Linked DNA regions of Homo sapiens: all the other regions are linked to region 4. The links are chromatin loops, found by intact Hi-C in ENCODE. Cell type or tissue: GM12878. All regions are shown on one strand. Links, peaks and the distances in the headings refer to the core of each region. The heading gives the core; the rest is flanking DNA. Region 1 has its middle 390 kb from the start of CBLB. Region 2 overlaps CBLB (Cbl proto-oncogene B). Region 3 overlaps CBLB (Cbl proto-oncogene B). Region 4 overlaps CBLB (Cbl proto-oncogene B).

The links. Peaks named below come from ENCODE experiments on the same cell type or tissue, not always from the same donor. Only the 100,000 strongest peaks of a DNase experiment are listed, where the experiment ranks them.
Region 1: a loop joins it to region 4, with 2.5 times the contacts of the local background. A loop is called at or near these places in 2 of 110 quality-filtered maps.
Region 2: a loop joins it to region 4, with 2.8 times the contacts of the local background. A loop is called at or near these places in 4 of 110 quality-filtered maps.
Region 3: a loop joins it to region 4, with 4 times the contacts of the local background. A loop is called at or near these places in 3 of 110 quality-filtered maps.

The regions. Positions count from the first base shown.
Region 1 is chr3:106,251,834-106,259,887 of GRCh38, forward strand. No RefSeq gene overlaps it. Among named protein-coding and RNA genes, the nearest start is that of CBLB, 390 kb to the left of the region's middle. RefSeq lists an enhancer at 4,867-5,226. In GM12878, for the core only: no CTCF peak of the experiment used is centred there; DNase peaks (open chromatin) are centred at 4,218, 4,628, 4,948 and 5,608; H3K4me3 peaks cover 5,000 bases; H3K27ac peaks cover 5,000 bases.
Region 2 is chr3:105,684,099-105,689,098 of GRCh38, forward strand. CBLB (Cbl proto-oncogene B) reads right to left here. Exons shown (of 19, transcript NM_170662.5): 14 at 1,222-1,368. Among named protein-coding and RNA genes, the nearest start is that of CBLB, 180 kb to the right of the region's middle. In GM12878, for the core only: a CTCF peak has its summit at 2,415; no DNase peak of the experiment used is centred there.
Region 3 is chr3:105,721,252-105,726,251 of GRCh38, forward strand. All of the region lies in intron 9 of CBLB (Cbl proto-oncogene B), which reads right to left. Among named protein-coding and RNA genes, the nearest start is that of CBLB, 150 kb to the right of the region's middle. In GM12878, for the core only: no CTCF peak of the experiment used is centred there; DNase peaks (open chromatin) are centred at 1,900 and 2,140.
Region 4 is chr3:105,834,303-105,839,302 of GRCh38, forward strand. All of the region lies in intron 3 of CBLB (Cbl proto-oncogene B), which reads right to left. Among named protein-coding and RNA genes, the nearest start is that of CBLB, 32 kb to the right of the region's middle. In GM12878, for the core only: a CTCF peak has its summit at 2,201; DNase peaks (open chromatin) are centred at 2,429 and 3,029; H3K4me3 peaks cover 1,460 bases; H3K27ac peaks cover 3,258 bases.

The sequences.
Region 1 (8,054 bases), core at 1,436-6,435, 420 kb after region 4:
AGGAAGAGGGAAAAAACCCCAAAATACCCTAATAATGTAAGAAAAGAAATAGGAAAGAAAGAAGAAAGAAAGAAAGAAAAAAGAAAGAAAGAAAGAGAGAAAGAAAGAAAGAAACATGGATTCTATCAACATGAAAATAATTATAGAAATAAGAAATGCAGCCGGGTGTGGTGGCTTGCGCTTGTAATCCCAGCAGTTTAGGAGGCCAAGGCAGGTGAATCACTTGAGGTCAAGAGTTCAAGACCAGCCTGGCCAACATGGTGAAACCCCACCTCTATTAAAAATACAAAAATTAACTGGGTGTGATGGTGGGTGCCTGTAATCCCAGCTACTAAGGAGGCTGAGGCAGGAGAATCACTTGAACCCAGGAGGTGGATGTTGCAATGAGCCATGATAGCACCACTGCTCTCTAGCCTGGGTGACACAGTGAGACTCCATCTCAAAAAAAAAAAAAAAAAAATCCAGTGTGTCTAGATGTGAAGGAACCAGTATAAGAATTATGGCACCATAAAAAAATCTGAATGCAGTGACAGCACTAAAGAATATAACTAGCTCTCCAGCAATGGTCCCCGACCAAAGTGGAAACTCAGAAATGAAAAGGGGTAAAGAAAGGGAATGCGTATACCTACTGGTGGGAATGTAAATTAGTCTTAGCAATTGTGGAAAGCAGTGTGGCAATTCCTCAAAGAACTTAAAACAGAATTACTATTCAACTCAGCAATCTCATTAATGAGTACATACCCAAAGGAATATAAATCATTCTATCATAAAGATAGAATGCACATGTATGGTCATCACTGTACTATTCACAGTAGCAAACATATGGACTCAACCTAAATGTCCATCAACAATAGACTAGATAAAGAAAATGTGGTACATATATACCATGGACTGCTATGCAGCCATAAAAAAGAATAAAATAATGTCCTTTGCAGCAACGTGGTTGGAACTGGAGGTCACTATCCTAAGTGAACTAACACAGAAACAGAAAACCAAATACTGCATGTTTTCACTTCTAAGTGGGAGCTAAACATTGAGTACCTGTGGACACAAAGAAGGGAACAACAGACACTGAGGCCTACCTGAGGGTAAAGGGTGTGAGGAGGGTGAAGACTAAAAAACTATCAGACACTATGCTTATTACCTGGGTGACAAAATAATCTGTACACCAAACCCCCATGACATGCAACTTACCTGTACAACAAACCTGAATATGTACTTCTGAGCCTAAAAGTTAAAAAAATAAATAAATTAAAAGCATGGATTGCAAGGTGGCTCAACAAGATCCAAGACAAGTTTGAAAAGCAACACAAAGGAACATCTAAAGCAATCCAGGAAATGAAAAAAGAAATAAACGTATTAAAAAGAAATCAATCAGAGGTTCTGGAATTAAAGAACTCACTTAAGGAATGTGAACGTAAAACTAAATGATTTATTAATAGATGAGAACAAGCAAAAGAAGGAATTTCAGAGCTCAAAGAGCAGTCTTTGAACTAACCTACTCAGACAAAAATTTTAAAATGAATTAAAAAATAAACAGTCTTCTATAAATATGGGATTATGTAAAGTGACTAAACCTATAAATTGTTGGCATTTCTGAGAGAGAAGGAGAAAAAAAACTAAACAACCTGTTACATGTATTTAAGGTAATAATTCAAGAAAATTTCTCTCATCTTGCTAGAGAGGTAGATATCCAGATATAAGAAATCTAGAGAACATCTGTGAGACACTATACAAAAGGAACATCACCAAGGCATAGGGCCACTAAACTAAACTGTCAAAGGTCAACGCTAAGACAAAAATCTTAAAGACAGCTAGAGAAAAGGGTCATATCACATGCAAAGGGAGCCCTGCAAGGCTAACAGTACACTTTTCAGCAAAAACCTTACAAGCCAGGAGAGATTTGGGACTACATTCAGCATTCCTAAAGAAAAGAAATTCCAGCCAAGATTTTTATATTCTGCTAACCTAAGCTTCATAATTGAAGAAGAAAAAAAAATCTTTTCTGGACAAGAAAGCACTAAGGGAATTTGTTACTACTAGACCCACCTTATAAGAGATTCTTAAGGGAGTTCTAAACATGGAAATAAAGAACAATACCAGCTACCCTCCAAACACACTTAAATACATAGCTATGAAGCAACTACACAATAGAAACTAAATTACAAAGCAATCAGGTAACAACTTCATGATAGAAATAAAACCTCATGTATCAATATTAGCCTTTAATGAAAACAGCCTAAACACCCCACTTAAAAGGCACCAAGTGGCAAGTTGGATAAAAACACAAGACCCATACATCTCCTATCTTCAAGAGATCCATATCACATGTAACAACATCCACAGGCTCAAAGAAAAGGGTTAGAGAAAAATTTATCACTCAAACGATAAACAAAAATGAGCAGGGATTACTATTCTTATATCAGATAAAATATACTTTAAACCAGTAACAGTAAAAAAGGACAAAATAGGTCATTATATAATGATAAAGGGTTCAATTCAACAGAAAGACTTAACTACCTTAAATATATATGCACCCAACTTTGGGGCACCACAGTCATGTAACAAGTATTTCTATACATATGAAAAGATGTGGAAAGCTACCCAATAATAATGGGGGACTTCAACACACCACTGACAGCATTAGACAGGTCCTCAAGGCAGAAAATTAACAAACAAATTTTGGAGTTAAATTTGACACTTAACCAGTTGGACCTAACAAACACCTCCACTCATCAAACACAGAATATATATTATTCTCATCTGCACATGAAACAAACTCAAAGATCAACCACATGCTTGACCATAAAACAAGTCTCAGTTAAGTTTTTAAAAATTCAAAATTACATCAACCATACTCTGAGACCAAAGGTGAATAAAAATAGAAATCATTACCAAGAAGATCTCTGAAAATCACACAATGACAGAAATTAAGTAACTTGATCCTAAATGGCTTTCAGGTAAAAAATGAAATTAAGGCTGAAATCAAAACAGTCTTTGAAATAAATAAAAACAGAGATATAACATACTAAAATCTCTGGGATGCAGCAAAAGCAGTGTTAAGAGGAAATTTTATATTGCTAAATGTCTACATCAACAAATTAAAAAGATCTCAAAATAACAATCTAACATCACACGTAGAACTAGTAAAAACAAGAACTAATAAAAACCAAACTTAGCAGAAGAAAATAAATAACCAAAATGAGAGCAGAACTAAATGGAATTTAGACCAAAAATTCATACGAAGAATCAATGAAACCAAAAAGTTAGTTGTTTGGAAGGATAGACAAGATTGATAGAATGTTAATTATATTAACAAAGAAAGAGAGAAAATCCAAATAAGCACAATCAGAAAAGGCACAGGTCACATTACAACTGATCCTACAGAAATATAAAGGATACTCAGATACTATTATAAACATCTCTATGCAGAGAAGCTAGACAATCTAGAGGAAATTGATAAATTCCTGAAAACACACAACTTCTCAAGTTTGAATTAGGAAGAAATTTAAACAGACCAGTATTGAGTTCCAAAATTGAATCAGTAATTTAAAAAACATACCAACTAAAAAAAAAAAAAAAAAGAAAGAAAGAAGGAAAGAAAAAGGAAAAGAAAAAACCTTGGACCAGATGGATTTCCTCCAAATTCTACAAGATATACAAAGAGTTGGTACCAGCTCTACTGAAACTATTTCAAAAAATCGAGGAGGAGGTATTCCTCCCTATCATTCTACAAAGTCAGCATCATACTGATACCAAAAGGTGGCAAAGACACAATAACAACAAAAGAAACCTACAAGCAAATATTCTTGATGAACATAGATGCAAAAATCCTCTACAAAATACTTGTAAACCAAATCAAGCAGCACATCACAAAGTTAATTCAGCACAATCAAGTAGCCTTTAATCCTGGGATGAAAGGTTGGTTCAACATATAAAAATCAATGAATGTTATTCACCACATAAACAGGATTAAAAACTAAAACCATATGATCATTTCAATAGACACAGAAAAAGCTTCCAGTAAAATTCAACATCCTGTCATAATAAAGACCCTCAAGAAACTAGGCATCAGAAGAACATACCTCAAAATAATACAAGTCATGTATGACAAACTCATAGACAACATCATACAGAACAGGGAAGTTGTAAGTGAGACAGCCAGGTGGGAGGGGGCCCCTAGAGGAACTCTAACCAGCCTGCCCACTGGACTGGAACCTCAGAAAGTTTGCACCCTTTGCAATGCGGAGGAGCCCAGCCCCTCCTCTTCCTGTGCGGAACCTGAGATTCAAATAGCCAGGTGGGAAGTGCTCTAGCAGGGTACTCTGGCCGTGTGGAGGATCCGTGTCCTTTCCCCACCCGCCCCCCGGCCCTTTTCACCCAATAAAACCCTGCTTTACTCACCCTTTAAACTGTCTGTGAGCCTAAATTTTCATGGCTGTTGGACAGACAAGAGCCCCCACATTTTTACCTGAACTAAGGAAAAGTTATGCAACGTTTTTGCCGCAAATGAGGGGCTCCAGAAGTGGTGAGTGAAATGGGAACTCAAAACCTCTCACTGTGATTTCTAAGCCTTTTCAACCTCAGACGTCTGAACTTACAAGAAACTGCACCCCCACTCCTTGTCGCTTCTGGGGTTTGAACCCCCATCCCTCTCCACTCCTGGGGGTTGGGGGCCTTTTCATGGCCTTTTCCTTCCTTTCTCAGGAAGAACCAAGGAGCAACAGCTCTCAGCCCCTCCCACCTCCATGCTGGGGCTGGGACGCGGTGCCCAAGGGTCCCACACAGCCAGCAGGCTGGTTCCCAGCCATGCTGCAGCAGCTTTCCCCTTCCCCAGCCAAACGGTTTCAACTCCACGGGACAGTAATTAAACTTTTCTCCCCAGCGGAGGAACCACTTGCCTAAGAATAAGAGGTTCTTCCCCAGATATTTTTAAACTGTTTCTTTTCTTTCCCCTACTCTACCCCATCAACAAATTAACCTTTAAAGTTTTTTTGGTTTTGTTTAGCAACCCTGCCTTAGGGAATGGTTCTTTCTGGTTTGATATCTGCATGTGGCCCTATCTCTTAAAGGGCCCCATCCAGCGACTGACTTTTCTTCTGCTTGTCTGTGTGTGCTCTACGTATGATGTCTGTAAAAAGAGCTCCCTGGCCAGCATGGTGAAACCCCGTCTCTACTAAAAATACAAAAAATTAGCTGGGCATGGTGGCGTGCACCTGTAATCCCATCTACTCTGGAGGCTGAGGCAGGAGAATTGCTTGAACCCGGGAGGCAGAGGTTGCAGTGAGCTGAGATCACGCCACTGCACTTCAGCCTCAGCAACAGAGAAAGACTGTCTCAAAAAAAAAAAAAAAAGAAGAGCTCTAATTACTTTGGCGTAAAGAAAGACAAGTGCCTGGATCTAATAATTTTAAGAAATAAAAGCTATGGTACCTTCCAGTTCTGTGACTGTAATCTTTGAGAAATAAAAACAGCCCCAAGGACTATTGGTAAAATGCAGGCCGGATGCAAGGTTTGCTAAGTGTTTTGAGGTTACGAACTGCTTTTTGGGTTTTGAGAACTGTCTGTCTTGCCTGCTTCACAATTGGTAAGGCCTGGGGATATATGGAACTAACCATGCCCTTAACTAAGAAGGCAAACCTTGACTGTAGTTAGCACATAATTAAAGCTAATGTACCAAGTTTTACCTTAAAGTTAACAATTGCTAGGAGTTACCATTATAACATGTAATTGAGACTACTGAAAACAGATTTACATGCAAGGTGTATAAGAACAGTAAAATCGTGTGTGTGTGTGTGTGTGTGTGTGTGTGTGTGTATGTGTTTTGTAAAAGGTTATAAGAAGACATGGAAATGTAAACTTTGGCCTAGGGTTAAAGGATTATATTGAGTTAAATTAGGAAAAAGCTGAAGTTTCAAAGAAGTGGTGGAAAAATTTTGGAAATTAATCTTGCAGAAGAGGTTCTCAGTGTGAGCATATTGACTAAATTAAAAAAAGTATTACATGTTTTTTCTCAATATAAATTGAGCTTCAAAATAAAAGCATAACAAGGTTTTTCTAAGGTACTAATCTTCTCTTTGGCAAAATTTGTAAAGGGTTATCAAAGGCTTTTGCTTCTTTAAAATTTCTGAGTCATCATTTTGGCAAAATAAATAATTTATGGTAATCTGGATTTCTATTTCGTAATATCAAGTGTTTTAAATCTTGAACATTTAACAGCATTCCCCAAATCAAACTTCAGTTTCAAAATTGTCTTCCCTGGCACCTGGCTTTTCAAATACTTCGGAGAGCCACTGAAGTGTCCGGAAAAGAGAGGTAAGCAGGATTATTTCACAAGTTTAGGTACATGGGATTGCCAAAATTATGCTCAATCTTCTTTAGGTTATATTTTTGTGAATAATGCTAACATATGTCCCAAAATTGTATGGGATTTCTAAAATTTTAATGTATAAGTGTATGCTATCAATCATAATTAAGGTTGTTAAGTTATCGTAAACCACGGAGATAACCAAACTTTGTTGTCAATTGTGTTTTTGACTGTGACTACCCTGGACATTTTGCTATTCACAGATAATTATTGTCTTGTTTTAATCCTTTTCAAAAGATGGTTTATAATTGGCTATAAGATTTTAACAGGTGCTCTCAAATACAGACTTCCGATAACTTTGGATACTGTAACATTTTAATAAAGGAAAATGAGCAGGACTTGTGAAGAGCTGAAATGTTTACGAATATCAAGAAAAACAACAGTTAATTAAATAGACTGAACTCAGGAAGCTGAAGCAACCTTTTTGACTTTTGCTTGGAATATTGCTGATCCTTCTTTTTCAGAGTCAATGAAACTTTTGAACTATTTACAGCCTTTAATAATTAAGTAAGGTATACACTCCTGTAATCAAGATTTGGAGCATGTTTGTTTCTCTCTGCCTGGTTCCTCTAGAATTTGGAAACGATGAGTATTCTTATGGCAATATAGTTGTTTGCATTAGTGCAATAAGAATCCAGTTTTCGTTAGAATGGCGATCATTAAAAAGTCAGGAAACAACAGGTGCTGGAGAGGATGTGGAGAAATAGGAACACTTTTGCACTACTGGTGGGACTGTAAACTAGTTCAACCATTGTGGAAGTCAGTGTGGTGATTCCTCAGGGATCTAGAACTAGAAATACCATTTGACCCAGCCATCCCATTACTGGGTATATACCCAAAGGATTATAAATCATGCTGCTATAAAGACACATGCACATGTATGTTTATTGCAGCACTATTCACAATAGCAAAGACTTGGAACCAACCCAAATGTCCAACAATGATAGACTGGATTAAGAAAATATGGCACATATACACCATGGAATACTATGCGGCCATAAAAAATGATGATGAATTCATGTCCTCTATAGGGACATGGATGAAGCTGGAAACCATCATTCTCAGCAAACTATCACAAGGACAAAAAAACCAAACACCACATGTTCTCACTCATAGGTAGGAATTGAACAATGAGAACACATGGACACAGGAAGGGGAACATCACACACCGGGGCTTGTTGTGGGGTGGGTAGATGGGGGAGGGATAGCATTTGGAGATATACCTAATGTTAAATGACGAGTTACTGGGTTCAGCACACCAACATGGCACATGTATACATATGTAACTAACCTGCACGTTGTGCACATGTACCCTAAAACTTAAAGTATAATTGAAAAAGAAAAAAGAATCCAGTTTTCTTTTCCAACAGAACACAATTGGACAAAGTGGTTATTTTACCAAGGCTTTGACTGGAAGGGTATGCTTCCCTTTAAGGAGTCAATCCCGACTTGCAGAGCCAATAAAAGCCCAGTGGGAAAACTGGCCTCATACCCTTGCCTACACAGTCCCTATACAGGGTTCCTGACTGGTGGTCAGTAAAGAATGTCACTTTCTAACAGGTCCAAGAGCCCCAAGTTTATTTTGGGACTTTAAGATGAAAGGATTACCCAACTCACAGGTATTTGAGGATGCAAACCCATGGCTGGGCTCGGCTTTCAACGGTCTTATCTGAAATTCCTTGTGGAA
Region 2 (5,000 bases), core at 1-5,000, 150 kb before region 4:
AAAGGAAATGGCACACTAAGTAAAGATGGCACAGATGACTGAAGTAATTGCCATCTCCCCTATCCCTCAGTCAGTCATGGAGAGATGCTGGAATGTAGGGCCACCAGCAGTACTTGAGCCCTATTCTATGTGCCAAGCATGGCCCCAGGAATGTTATACAAAGGAAACCAGAACTCAGAAAGTAAGTTTTGTAGCTGGGAGTACTGAGTACCTCATATATTTCAGTCAGGTAAAACAAACAAACCCAGAAATAATAGATTTCAGTTTATAAATTCAATAATATAAATGCAGACTCATGCCTTTACTTAAAGATAAAGTAATATTTCAATACAAACAACCCATTATTAATAACTCTTATTTACCTCGATGGAGCTTCCAAGTCAAAGACCAAGGCTATCCCCATGTAAGTGAGAATAAGCCACAAAAGTAAGGAAAAAACCCCCATTATTCCACACATTCTTTTTTTTTTTTTGAGATGGTGTCTCGCTCTGTCACCCAGGCTGGAGTGCAGTGGCACAATCTCGGCTCACTGCAACCTCCGCCTCCCGGGTTCAAGCGATTCTCCTGCCTCAGCCTCCTGAGTAGCTGGGATTACAGGCGCCCACCACCACACCCGGCTCATTTTTGTATTTTTAGTAGAGACAGGGTTTCACCATGTTGGTCAGGCTGGTTTCAAACTCCTGACCTCATGATCTGCCCGCCTCAGCCTCCCAAAGTGCTAGGATTACAGGCGTGAGCCACCACGCCTGGCCTATTCCTCACATTCTTATTTGATCTAAAGGAAGGTAAATAGCACTTGATAGAAAAACAAAAAGTTAAGAGAAACACCTTGGTATTTTTTTCCCACTTCTTCAAAATCTGAATAGAAGTAGGTAGCAAGTACATCAAGAAGGAAAATGAATTTAAATTATACTAGTATGTACATCATGAAGAAAAATTCTAAGGAAGGTCAGAATAATACCTTAGTTTCTGAGCACTAATTTTTCTTCATGAGATAGGTGTTTAGAACTGATAAAATAAAGTGACTTCCTGATTAATGAGAAATCTGCATCTTTTAGTTTTCTTTAAAAGTAATGCTGGAAATGGTATAATAGGAAGAGAAGGATTTGAGCTGGAAATTAAGGATTTTTAATTAGACGTGAATCAATTGTTTAAAAACAAACATTACAAATGATAATGCTTATGCAGATGTAAGTGGCAAAAATCTGCCCATACTCTTACCGAACAGGAGGTTTTACATTATGACAATGAGATGGTTGTGAATTCAGGGAAACAGGGTGGGATGAAGGAATCTTGTATTCATCATCATCTTCCTCTACTGGGTCTCTTGTTTTCTCTGAAAGAGAATTTGCTAACGGACCAGTACACCTACCAGGGGAAAAAAAATCCAATCTAGTTTAAGCATAATATTCAAAACAGGCAAGTCTGATGTGACATATTCAAGTCAAAGAAGCTACTTTATCACTTATGTTCATTTTTCAATTACAGGGTATCATCAGAGAAGCTGTTCTTATATCAAATACAAATGAAAACAATTTTCAATCTTTTGTTAAGACCCTTGATGGGATAAAAGAATTTTCATCCTCACAATTTTAAATGGCACAATAGGAAAAACTAGTAACCTGTCGAATAAAATAAAAAGATGTTGGATTTGTAAGACAAAATGTACAAATTTATTCAAACCAAATCTATTAAAATATTAATATTTTGTTCCAATTTAAATTAAATGGGTAAAATATGATGCTACAATAATAAGCATGGTTGTTTTATATATTAAAGAAGTCTTTATAGAATGGTCAAACTTTTTGTCTCCTGTGAATATTATCTATAGTTGGAAAAATATCCAGTTTAATTCTGTAAAACTTAACTATCCTGTGAAATTATAGTTGAAGTTGTTAGGTTTTTCTTCCTACCAACAACTGAGAGCTAGAAATGAATGGAATGATTAGATGTAGATAATGAGAGAACTTATTTTTAAGTCTTTGAAGTACATTATTTTTATGGTTTAAATTCCCTGGCTAAATAAAAGAGAATTAAAATGAGTAAAACCATCACCTAATATCAAAAACATTAAGCATTTCACTTATCCATAAGAGTAAATAAACCAAATAAAACAAACCCAAACAAATGGGCAAACATAAACAATGTTTTTCGTAACTGTTGCTACCAGAGTTTAATCTAACCCTGGCTGAAGCCAATGAAAAATGCCAAGGCAGAAATGCACAAACTCATCCTGATTCACTTTAGGACGACCAACTAGTTTGCAAGGCATTGGGAATACACACATGGATCCAAATCTTTTTGTTAATCATCATGAACCTCATGAGAAATCTGTTCAATTTAAAAAGGAAGGAAAAAAAAAAAACAAAAAAACTAAGTGACTGCAATTTTGCAGCACCTTCTATAGAGGGAGCAAGAGGCCTTTGGTATATTAAACAAACATGCCTGAATTAACATTCATTTTTATTTCTTTTTATTAGTTAGAACAGAAACAATTTTAGGGGCTTTTCTTTGTGACCATTACAAGAAGGCATTTTGAAAAATCTAAAGATTTAAGTTTCAACCATATTATCTAAGTCATTAGATAGGACATTCAAAGATCAAAGAAAAACTAAGATTTTTCAAGTGTATGTTTATTGATACCTATCTTTGAAAAAAATTTCAATACTGATCTTTAAATTCTTGTTGTTTGAGCAACTTTAGAATTCACATGAGCGTTACAGGGAGACAAAAGCACAGAGACAAAAGCATAGTGACAAAAGGTCCAGTGTCACTACCTACAGCACAAGCTAAGGGCCTTAATAATAATCTATTATTACACCTATTATGGTTTAACTTTGGAGGATTTACTTTCCAATTAAAGGAAGTTAAGTATATGGGCTGCAAAATGGTGATCTGATGGCACTGGAACTGGGAGAGACTTATAATATTACTTTTCCATAAATTCCTGTAAACACAGCCATCAATTTAGCTAAGTCAAGGACCAGAATGGGTTCTATTACCAAATGAAATGAGAAATATATACTGTACATCCTCTCTATGCCTAAGATACTTTCATTTATAATGAATCCCTTTCTATGCAATTCAAGCATACACTATGTAAAAAGAAAACAGTATTTTTCACTAAACATTCAACAACTATTCAATATCAGAAATGTTCTAAGATCTGCCTGTTGCAGGTTCCCTCCAAAGATTTAAGTTTCCAAAGAAGCAGTTCATTATGAGTCAACAATGGACCATTTTTTAAATCACATACGTTGTGGCTAATTTGATATTTTACCTTCATTGATAGAGAATTTCTCGAGTAATTTCCCCCACTCTTTTGCTTTGCCACAAATCAGTAGATTATTTCAGAATGAAGTGAAAAGCAAAGCTCATCTAATACTTCATGGAATAATAAGGCTTATTGCTAAAACTTACTAGTATAAATTGTCAACTTACACAGATTTTAGAGAATTATATCTAGAAGTGAAAAAATAGTTTTCAAGTGGTGTTTGTATCTAAATATGAAAAAAATACTTAGGTGTTCCATTTATCACCATTTTAATAAAGTTCTAAAGATTCAGATTTTATTTTTCTGCTTATGTTTTTTAATGAAAATGTTTAATATCAGTATAATAGTCTATTTGGATTAGAAATAAACCAAAAGAATAACATTACAGTGTATTTTATTCAAGATTACATAGTTTTTATTAAAAATTAATCTTATCCAGTTCTGAAAAAAAAAACTGGTTTCTATCAAAAAAAATAACAGAAGAGGATGGTACAAATGAGATAAAGAAGTTGTATATAAAATAGCAAAATAAAAAACTAGAGTCATGTAACTAATTATACCATCTGGAATTACATGTGGGGTTTTATTTTCCTCTACAAACTCATTCAAAAAACAGGTTTAATTTTACTTACTACTAAATAACAGGTAAAATAATTAGATTTATATTTAGTCATTATCTATCCATGTATGTGACATTTGGCAGTAGAAAAAATTTCTATCTTATGGGGCATGGGACAATTTTCAGTCATTGACTAAACTTACGGGAAATTTTTAGGATACCAGAGGAATAAAGCTGAACAAATTGTATTTGGCTGACTCCACATTAAAGCCTACCATTACACTTATTACTGCAATCCCTTTATATTCTCATCTTACATTCCCGGAGTGTTCTGCACTGATGCTGTTATTACTGAGTTAATACACTGGTAATACATAGGGACATACACTCTCAAAGATGCATAGTCACCACCCCCCCCACAACCTGGACATTTTATTAAATTCATTGTGTTAGTTATTTGAGCCTTCAGTGATAAATACATTCATCTTCTACATATGCACACTTGAAACAAACCAAGAAACAAGTGAATTTTCACGCCAGCACAGGAGATAGTATCCAATGCTATGCTTAATTAGTAAGCTTGTTTTCTACATATAAGAATCTATCTTCCTTTAATAGTATCTGAAGGCAAGTAACGAAAAAATATCTTCTGTTAAAATAGAATCTTTAGAGCTTGCCCTATACATTACACCATATTTCTTATATTACATTATCCCAATCCTAACAGGGAAAAATGTCTAACTCAAATAAATAGTCCAGAGAAGAGACAAAACAAAATATAGCTATATTTGAAATGATTTTTGCACATGTGCCACATATAAATCATTTCCTCAAAACACTAAATTTTATCATATACATGCTAATTTTCAAGGGTCTTTCATGACATCAAAAAAAAGTCTGTGTGGTATACTATCAAGCTTTAAGATAAGCTTTACTTATAAGCATTTTCACTAACTTGTTTGTAAATCGGAGAAACAGATTTGAAGTTGCTTTGTACTTGTGTTCTATCCAGCCTCTGTGCTCTTCACACAGATAACCTCATGGTTTGCTCCCTTACTTCCTTCAAGTTTCTGTTCAAATATTAGCCTTTCAGAGAGGTCTTTCCTAATGACCTCATCTAAAGTATAAACCTCTCTATCATTATTTATCCTCTTCCCTGCTTATTTT
Region 3 (5,000 bases), core at 1-5,000, 110 kb before region 4:
TAAAGAAACTGTTCCATAATTAATTCAGGACTGTCCTGTCCACTTGGTTTAATAGGAAATTAGTGATCTACCTGCCCAACAGTGATGTTTGGATCAAGGATGGAATAACTCTCTCACTCTCTTCTCACTGAACAACTACCTCACATCTACTTTGTGGCAGATCCTGTGATAGTTTATTCTTTCTAAGTCTCAGTCAGCTCAACAAATTGAACACCTCCTTTGCCAAACAAAGTGTCAAAAAACAAAAAACACTGAGCTTGCTTAAGAAAAATCAATTGCAACATATTCTTATTCATCTGCTTGTACATAATTTGGAAAAGAAACTTGGAATGGTAAAACAGTTGAACTAAGGTGGTATAAAGAAATACAGACATATAAATATAGAATCCTTCAAGGTTTACCACCATACATGTTCATGTCCAGGGGGCTTCAAAACACATTAAATATTATTTGCTCCATCATTTTACAGATAACAAAACCAAGATTTAATTCTTCTATTTTTGATAACCTCCTTGCAATGATATTTTCTAACACAGGAGTAAATATTTAAGAAAAGCAAAATCTTTCTCCTATAAAAAGAGTATTAAATTTAAAGTCATATTCAATATATATTATCATTTAGGCAAAACTCCCCTTGTTATAAAAGTCAAAAGAGATCCATATTAGGTGCCTATAGTGGAATACTTTTACAGATTTACATAAGACAATTTCAAAAAGATAGTTTTATTTAACAGCAAGCTGTGCCAGCCTGGGCAACATAGCAAGACCTTGTCTCTATAAAAAATAAATGTTTAAAAAATTAGCCAGGTGTTGTGATACACACCTGAAGTCCCAGCTGGTCGTGAGGCTGAGCTGGGGGCTTCGCTTGAGACCAGGAGTTTGAGGCTGCAGTGAGCTACGACAGCATGACTGCCCTCAGCCTAGGTGTAAGGGTAAGACCCCGTGCCAAAAAAAAAAAAAAAAAAAAGAAAAGAAAAGAAAAAAAGAAAGCAAGATCTGAAGATCTGATGGTCCCTCTGTCTTTAACACATGAAGAATGGAAAGCAGTACTTTGAGACGTACATAGTCTCATACATTTAAAAAAATTATTATAGAAAATCTCAGATACACATAAAATTTGAGGGAAAACTATAAATTTCTATGTACCTATCACCCGACTTCAACAATTATCAATTCATCCCCAGTCCAGTTTCATCTATATGTTCTCTTGTTCCTTTCACTCTTAGATCGTTTTGAAGTACCTCCTACACATCATATAAATTCACTGGTAAATATTTTAGTATCATAACTAAAAACCAAGAACCTTTTAAAGACCTAATCGTAACTAAAAATTATTCCACCCAATCGAAATCATGAAAGTTACATTATTTTTTAGTACAGTGCATAGAATGTGCAAGCCACACTATTAGGCTACGTAAGTTTCTCTTTGAACCTCCAGGGTCAACTTACATATTGCTCTGGTTAAGGATGACTTCCAGTTTATGTGATATATTTCCTCACAAGAGATAACTGAAAATATTGAGTTTTGAAGGGGGAGGAGGTGAAAGGCAATAACTGTGTCTTTATAGCACAAGAAAAAACAAAGAACTGTTCATCTAAAACTGAATTTAGATTTTTCTCTATGCTACTTGAACATTTAATGTTATACAAATTACTGATGTTGTTAAGAGTGCCTGTTATAAGAGTAGATATCACAAAATACATCTTCTCTTCAGCTTTGTTGTTGAGAGTTTACATTACTCAACAGATCAACAAACAGCTGCAATGACCATTAATTTTGATTTGCAAAAACACAGATCACAATGAATGTGTCTCTAATGGTACTTACTCTAATATGACTTCATCCATCACACTTTATAAATGGACTACTGTCACATGCAAATTAGACGTCTAACCATAAAGTCTCAAATGTTACTTTGGTTACTCTGCCCTAGTTTCTGTCAGGTGGTTGATTAAATACACATGAAGAATGTCTTCAATACAATAATTAAAATAATGTTTCTGTCAATGTATACTTAATGCAAGATCAAATAATATGCATTAATGGAGAATAAAGACCAATAAATAACTCATTTTCTAGTTTCCACCATTCTGTGAATGTTAAGAGGAAGTACTGAGGACTCCGTCTATTCTAAATGACTCAGTAGGTTTCACTTCCTCGAATAAGAAATACTTCTAAACCAAAGGATACAGAAGTTATCAGTGAATACTATACACAGCTGAAACTAAATTCTGTCATTTCTCATAATACAGTAAAATAATTCAGACTCACATTTCAACCATTAATACTGTAAGTCAGTGACATTACTTAAAATATAACTTTAGGTAAACTCAGATAATTAACATTGACAAACAAATAGAAAAAAATTTTAAACCTTCATAATACTACATTCTCCACAAATACTCTATGTAAAAACCCAAATGAATATTGTTAGTACCATCTCATCATCATCATGTATCAATCACCTTCCATACTTTGTTTAAATATTGCTAAGACAGACATACTATATCTTAAATACCTTCTTTTAAATGTTTTTCAAGATAGCATTATATATAGTATAAATTATTTGCTCTCAGCATGATTATTAGAGGCATACTTTGACTTAAGGTCAATCACTTTATGCCTTCCCACATATGTAATATACATCAAGGGCTGTAGGGTATATACATAGGGCCTCCTAAGTCTCATTTTGGAGTGCATTTTATATTTTTACTGTATGTGTATGCATATGTATGTATTTTTTCCTTTATCAATAACTTCTAATTTATATTACCTTGCTATATTTCATGTAGCTATGAGGTTGCCACAAATCTTTTTTTAAACATAGCAATTATAACTGGAAAAATTATATGTATATAAATGCACTGAGAATAGGTTGGATCCATACCAAGAATTTTCAAAGCACAGTATCTCCCACAGAAACTCAATAACTTCTGGCTGAAAGAACGAATGAAAGAATAAGGAAGGATAGTTAATAGTAATCTTAGACAAAATGCCCCAGAGCAGGAGAGATCTTTGGTTCTGGTTTATTATGATGGACAAGGAAAAAAGACATTGGTGAATCTAGACTCTTTTAGTTTTGATTTGGGATGCCCATAAAAGCCTGCATAGTAAATCAGAAAAGGAGCACAGACATTCTGAATTAGGATACTTGGACTGGACTTCTACCTTCCCCAATTACAGCTGTGTGACACTGGGCAATTCATTGCATCTTATTTACAGGGCATAATGAGATAATGCACATTTAGAGACACCATAAAGATAAAATGAGATAAATTAGTTTAAAGCTTTATAAAGTGCTATAAAAATTCCAGTTGGCATAATTAGTATAAAAATAGTCTCAAGAATAAATATAATAAGAAAACTAAGGAAACATATCTTAACTTTTGAAAAAACTCGTATCTCTATACGAATTCCATTTTGTAATGTAATGAATACAATTTTAAACCTGCAGAATTATCAATGTGCATAGATTAATCATAACTGGAAATATGAGATATCTCCTAAGCACTTTATTAGAAACAATAATAACTAAAATTCCAGGCACTGTTGTAAGCACTCTCTAAATATTAATTCATTTAATCCTATAAGGTAGGTACAATTATTGTTCCCCAACAAGAAAAAGGGGTTTACTAGTTTGATGAAGGTCACATAGCAAAAAATACTAAGTAGGAAATCACAACAAGGGGATCTATTTCAAGAGTCTAATCATTTCAACACTACACTATAGGATCAGCATGTAGTGGTTTTTCAATCTCAGATTCATAGTCAAGGTTAAAATAAAGGTGAAAAATAGCCGGTTGCTACTACTGATCATTCATAAATGTAAAAAATTTAAAACTATTTTGTTCAAATTGCAAATATCAAAATTAAAAAAACTACTACAATCAATGAATATTCTGTTCGCTCTAATTGAAAAGTTTCAGCTCTTTAACAGGAAGACATAAAATGTATCTGAATAATTATACCATTTCTGAGGACACGTTTTTACATAGTAAAAGCTTTTTGTTTTAAACATTTGTTGCTTGAATCCAATTTAAAATTTTAATGCATGAAGTTGGTCTAGAATGAGCTGGTCATTTAGAATGAGTCTACATTCTAAACACTTTTTAAAAATGGTGTCAACTTTAAAAACACCTATAAAAGATCCATGTTGGAGTCAACTGAAAATGTTTCCAAAGTGCCAGTATCTGTTACGGTCCACACACTCTACAATATAGTGGGCATCCATCTAATTTAGTCATTAGACTTAAGAATCAAGCACTTATTCTACCAGATTTTATTTTCTCATATCCATCAGTTCCTTTCCTTTTCTAGTGCATCGCTCTAGTTCATAATGTTACTATAACGTGTTTGGACAACTCTCGCAGCTTCTTTATTACTCCCAACGTGAAAGGGAAGCTCCAACATTTAATCACTCATTTACACAAAAGACACAACGGGTGGTTAAAGACAAAAGTGCCAATTTAAAACGTTCGTAAAGGCAAGTATTATTTTCTATTTGTAGTACCTAAGTTATAAAATTTCACTGAGGCTAGAAATGTGAAGACTGGTCGCCTTTGAAGGAAGATAGAGTAAAACATTTATTTTATTTTATCTTTTTTTTTTACTCTTTGAGACAGAATCTCACTCTGTTACCTAGGCTGGGGTGCAGTGCCGTGATCTCAGCTCACTGAAACCTCTGCCTCTAGGGTTCAGGCCATTCACCTGTGCCTCAGCCTCCCAAGCTGCTGGGATTACAGGCTCCCGCCACCACGCCCAGTTATTTGGTATTTTTAGTAGAAACAGGGTTCGCCATGTTGGCTAGGCTGGTCTTGAACTGCTGACCTCATGTGATCCACCCACCTCGGCTTCTCAAAGTGCTGGGATTACAGGTGTGAGCAACCGCGCCTGGCCAAAGATTATTTCTTATTGCCTTAAAAGTGATCATTTGAACTTGTTTCTCACCTCTCTCAGACAACTATATACATTTTCCCAACAACACTCTCTACATATGGAA
Region 4 (5,000 bases), core at 1-5,000:
AATGTATACATATACAGAAACATCATGTAGTACAACCATAAATGTATTTGTCATTTTTAAATAAAGAAATAGGGCTGGACACGGTAGCTCATGCCTGTAATCCCAGCACTTTGGGAGGCCGAGGCGGGTGGATCACGAGGTCAGGAGATGGAGACCATCCTGGCTAACACGGTGAAACCCCGTCTCTACTAAAAATACAAAAAATTAGCCGGGCGTGGTGGCAGGCACCTGTAGTCCCAGCTACTCAGGAGGCTGAGGCAGGAGAATGGCATGAACCAGGGAGGCGGAGCTTGCAGTGAGACAAGATTGCGCCACTGCACTCCAGCCTGAGCGACAGAGCAAAACTCCATCTCAAAAAAGAAAAGAAAATCAAGTAAGCAAGCAAGCATGACAGAAGTCAAAATCAAAAACAAAATCTTCCCCACTATACATAAATGAACTCAAGTATTCAGAAACAAAATATGAAGGACTAGGTTAAACTCCGACAATAAGAGCACAGATTTATCATAGGGAAGATGTGCCCTGCTTTTACCTTGCTGTATCACAAGATACCCTATATTCTTCAGAAATGCTGCAGTCTCAAAGGAAAAGATCATCCATGGGACACTTTATTGGAAGCTTTTCTTGTTTACCAATTAAACTATGACTTCATGTTATCACAACGCTGACAAGGTGTACAAACTATGTAACATTTTGCAACTACAGGACAGTCTGCCTTTCACATATCACTTATTAATCTCCATGAACTATTAGCATCAGCCATTTTTCAAGGCTCTTTATCTTCATTTTAACTGCAAAAAGGAATTGCTTTTTCCAGGTTCTTGAGGATTCTTTTCATTGGTGAAAAGCGGCATGTAATGTTACAAAGAATAACCCAAAAAAAGCTTTCAGTTATGAATGTATTTTCCTATATCATGAATAGTTCTAAAAACGAGCTTCAGTTTGAAAAGAGTAACTTTGAAGTCAGATTTCTCAGAAATCTTTTTGTGAAAACTGAACAACTGGATGTTGAATGATGTGTAAAACTACTATCTCACAGTGAAGGAAATGTCCAGGGAAGCTGTGGGAAATTAGAAATGATCACCATAAAGAAAAATGAACACCAGTTTAGTAGGAAGGAGAAGGGAAGACATCAGGAGAAATATTTAAATCTTTAATTCAACCAACTTGATACTGAAGCCCAACTTAGAAATTTAAAATAGTATGATTTAAAATTAAACAGAAAAATTATTTTACTCTAAGTCACACTGAAACCCAGTAAAATGTTTACACTCTTAAAAATACAACCTACTAGCTCCAGATTAACTAATTGCAGTGGATTGCTAACATATTAAAATACTTGGTGTACATTCTGCTTCTTTCTAAGCTTCAATGACCTGCAGTAAATTGAAAGCTTCCTAAAATAACATCTAATTAAAATTCTTGACAGCAGTTTGAGATTGCAGTACAGCAAATAAAGTCCTGCTCTCACCTTGTTTACTTGCCATCTGTCTCTCTTTTAAATGTCAAGTACCAAACATGCTACAAGAATTCCAGTTATTTAGGCTTTCCAGTTATTTTAATCCCACATAAATGACAGTTTACAATAAATGCATACAAAGAAGGATTAAACTTGATGCTGGAATGATGCCACACATACAGTAGAGGAAGTAAATAAAGAATAGTTACATAATGGAATGTTATCTGGTACACAATACATCTACACTGATCTTCCAATATAAAGGTTACCTCGAGTGATTAGAGGTAAACACTGCTTGCCTTTTGTGCCTCACCTCTAAAGCTTTACTTCACAACCTTAATTAATCTCTTGATAAAGATGTGGGAAGACCACCATGTTACACAACTCTCAGAGGTACCACTTCTCTTAAGAAATAGTAAAAAGGTTATGACAGCTCTGTCTAGTACACCTTTCCTTCACTAATGGTTTCTGAAATCAAAAGATCCTCTCAATGAAGTCCAGCAGCCCCATCCTCTCTTTCTAACACGCTTACCTGGATCAAAATAATTTAGCATAGTTATCTGTGTCTAACATGATCTCCCAGGAAATGAAGTGTGGATTTGGGAGTGTCCTCAATCTTGCTATAATAAATAAAAATTAAATTTAATTGTGTAAGAACTATCCAGATAAATTTTAAAAAGTAATTCAAGGAGGTTCCCAAATTAGTCTGGGGACATACCATGAGCACCCCGCAGAGGCAATATGAAACAGGAGTTTATCTTAGGGCTGGGTTTTGACCTCCAGAGTTATAAGAAAAGAAAAACTATTTCACAAATATTTACGGGCAAGTTTCGGAACCACAGTATGGCCTGAGAAATAGGGCAAATATGACGGTTTCTTACATGAAGGGATCATGGCCAACTAAAATGGTAAAGCTGAGATTACTGACATCCCACACTAGTTAACTTACAAAAACACACAAAACCACCCCCACCCTTGGTCTAGTGAGTCAAAACAAACTGCTGACAAACCCTAACAGCTATGTGAGGGGGCGCAACGATAATACACAGTGAGAACACACATGCCTCTGTTTTCCTGTCAAGTCTAAGTCTGCATGGTGGATGTAAGAAAACAGCAATTCCTTTCTTTAAAAGCCCTGCCTACATATTCAAAATATCTCAGATGTCCCTCAAAGCTGATATGCTCACATCAAAACAAAACAAGACCAAAAAAAAAAAAAAATCATTTATAGCAAGAATATTAGATCCAACCCTCCGACCTTTACTTTAAAAGGAAAGAAAAAGAGATAGCAGTTAAGCAATACATAAATACAAAATAGCCTTAGCTAAAATTTAAAAACTAGTTTTCAAGTTTGGAAATCTTCATCCGTATTAAGGAATTCCGTCAACAAGGACACAAGACAATTCCCACAATAAGACTTAAAAAACATTGTGCACGCGTATTAATGCACTGCCTCAAGAGTCCTGAATAATATAACAACCATCTGCTGCACAGCAAGCTATAAAGAGGATGAAGCACTTCTGTCAATAATACATACCAAATGAAACTGGACTATTCATGTCGAAAGCATAGATTTTTGGAGGATTCCCCAGTTGCCGAAAAGTCCTGTGTATTCAGGGTCATAAGTACAACACATCACAGAAACAAAAACAGTCTTTGAAGAAATGTTAATATAAGAATAAGAGGAAGTGAAAACACTCATTGGAGCTCAGATACAGAACTAATAAGTCAATAAGAAAGCTATGCAATATGCTCATTGCTTTGAGTAGTTTGTGAGAGTAGGCAGAATGATGTGAATTTTTTAGGAATTTATCTTACAGGTACTAAGTGTAGCTACAAGGACACTCCATTAAAGAAGTACTTGTAAACTGTAGTAATTTCATGAACTTTGTCCAAGAATGTTATTACAGTAAAGCTATTTTGAGAATACATACAGTTAAGAGTTGCTTTGAAATATATTTATAATTAAAACATAAATAATAATGATATTACTATCCTTATAAGCATTTTCTTTTCTTCTAAAATCGCCAGTACTCATTCCCAAATGTGAAGAAGCTGACATTCAGAGTGTACCTACAAATTCTAAAAACAAGCCTTCAGACACTTCAACACTTTCCATTGTAACATCTCTCTTCTGCCTCCCTCCAGGCCCCAGCAGCTCGTAATCTAGGAATACATCAGGATTTTCAAATCATCCTATAGTAATTCTAAAGAAATAACCATATATTATTATGAGTGTTTGCCAAGTATAAAGCACTGTTCTGGATACCATGGGAGACACAGAAGAGACATAGCCTATTACCTTTTTTTTTCCTTTTTTTCTTTTTTTTTTTTTTTCTGAGACACGTTCTCACTCTGTCACCCAGGCTGGAGTGCAGCGCCATGACCTCAGCTCACAGTAGCCTCAACCTCCTTGGCTCAAGCAATCTCACCCATTTCAGCCTCCAGAGTAGCTGGGACCACAGGCATGGGCCAACACACCTGGCTATTTTTTTTTTTTTTTTTTTTTTTTTTTTGTAGAGATGGGGTCTCTCTGTTACCCAGGCTCCTAACACCATTTTAAAAAGATAACAATATTTGACAATATATCATTAACTGCCACATGAAAGGCCTTGATAAATGCTATGGTCAGAAGGAAAAGACACATTTTAGCTAGAATGATCAGAAAATCAGAGCCAAGATGGGCATGGGGATAGAGTGGGAATGTTAGCTATGCCAGTAATAAGAAAGAATATCTGCATAAACTGGAAATAGGAAAGGGAGGAGAAAGGGGCAGGATAAAAGGCTGGCAAGCAAAGGTAAATTCCAAGGATAGTGATTAGGCTAATCTCAGAAAAACATAAGAAGAGAATTGCAATCCATCTTTTCCAACAAAACTTTAAAAACCTTACAGAAATGTATCCTTCTTTTTTTTTTTTTTTTTCTGTCGCCAGGCTGGAGTGTAGTAGTGTGAACTCGGCTCACTGCAATCTCCACCTACCAGGTTCAAGCCATTCTCCTGCCTCAGCCTCCTGATTACAGGCGCATGCCACCACACCCAGCTAATTTTTGCATTTTTAGTAGAGACAGGGTTTCACCATGTTGGCCAGGATGGTCTTGATCTCCTGACCTCTCAAAGTGCTGGGATTACAGGCATGAGCCATCACGCCCGGCCCCCTCTTCTAAGTGACTCGAGACTGGAAGTGGATTCCTCTGGTAGTATAAAGGAAGCTTAGTAAAATGAAAGGAGTTCTGAACACATCCAGGATTCCATCCCCACCTGTGCCACCTCAATAGTCCTTGATAAGATTATACATAAAAGGAGATAATTTGACTCATGTGGATTCTGAAAGCAGACAGAAGGTCAGAAACTGCTAGGGCACTCTTTACCAATATATGTGCAGATCCCAACTGGTAAATTTAGCAGGCATTATATAAAGGCTGGCAATCTGTATTTAATAATCATTTCAGAGGATTAGAATGCATCTGATCCATGGAAAATGCAGGAAAGCCACTAGATTAAATGCTTGTCAGACATTAGTGGCATATCTTGTGTTAAAAA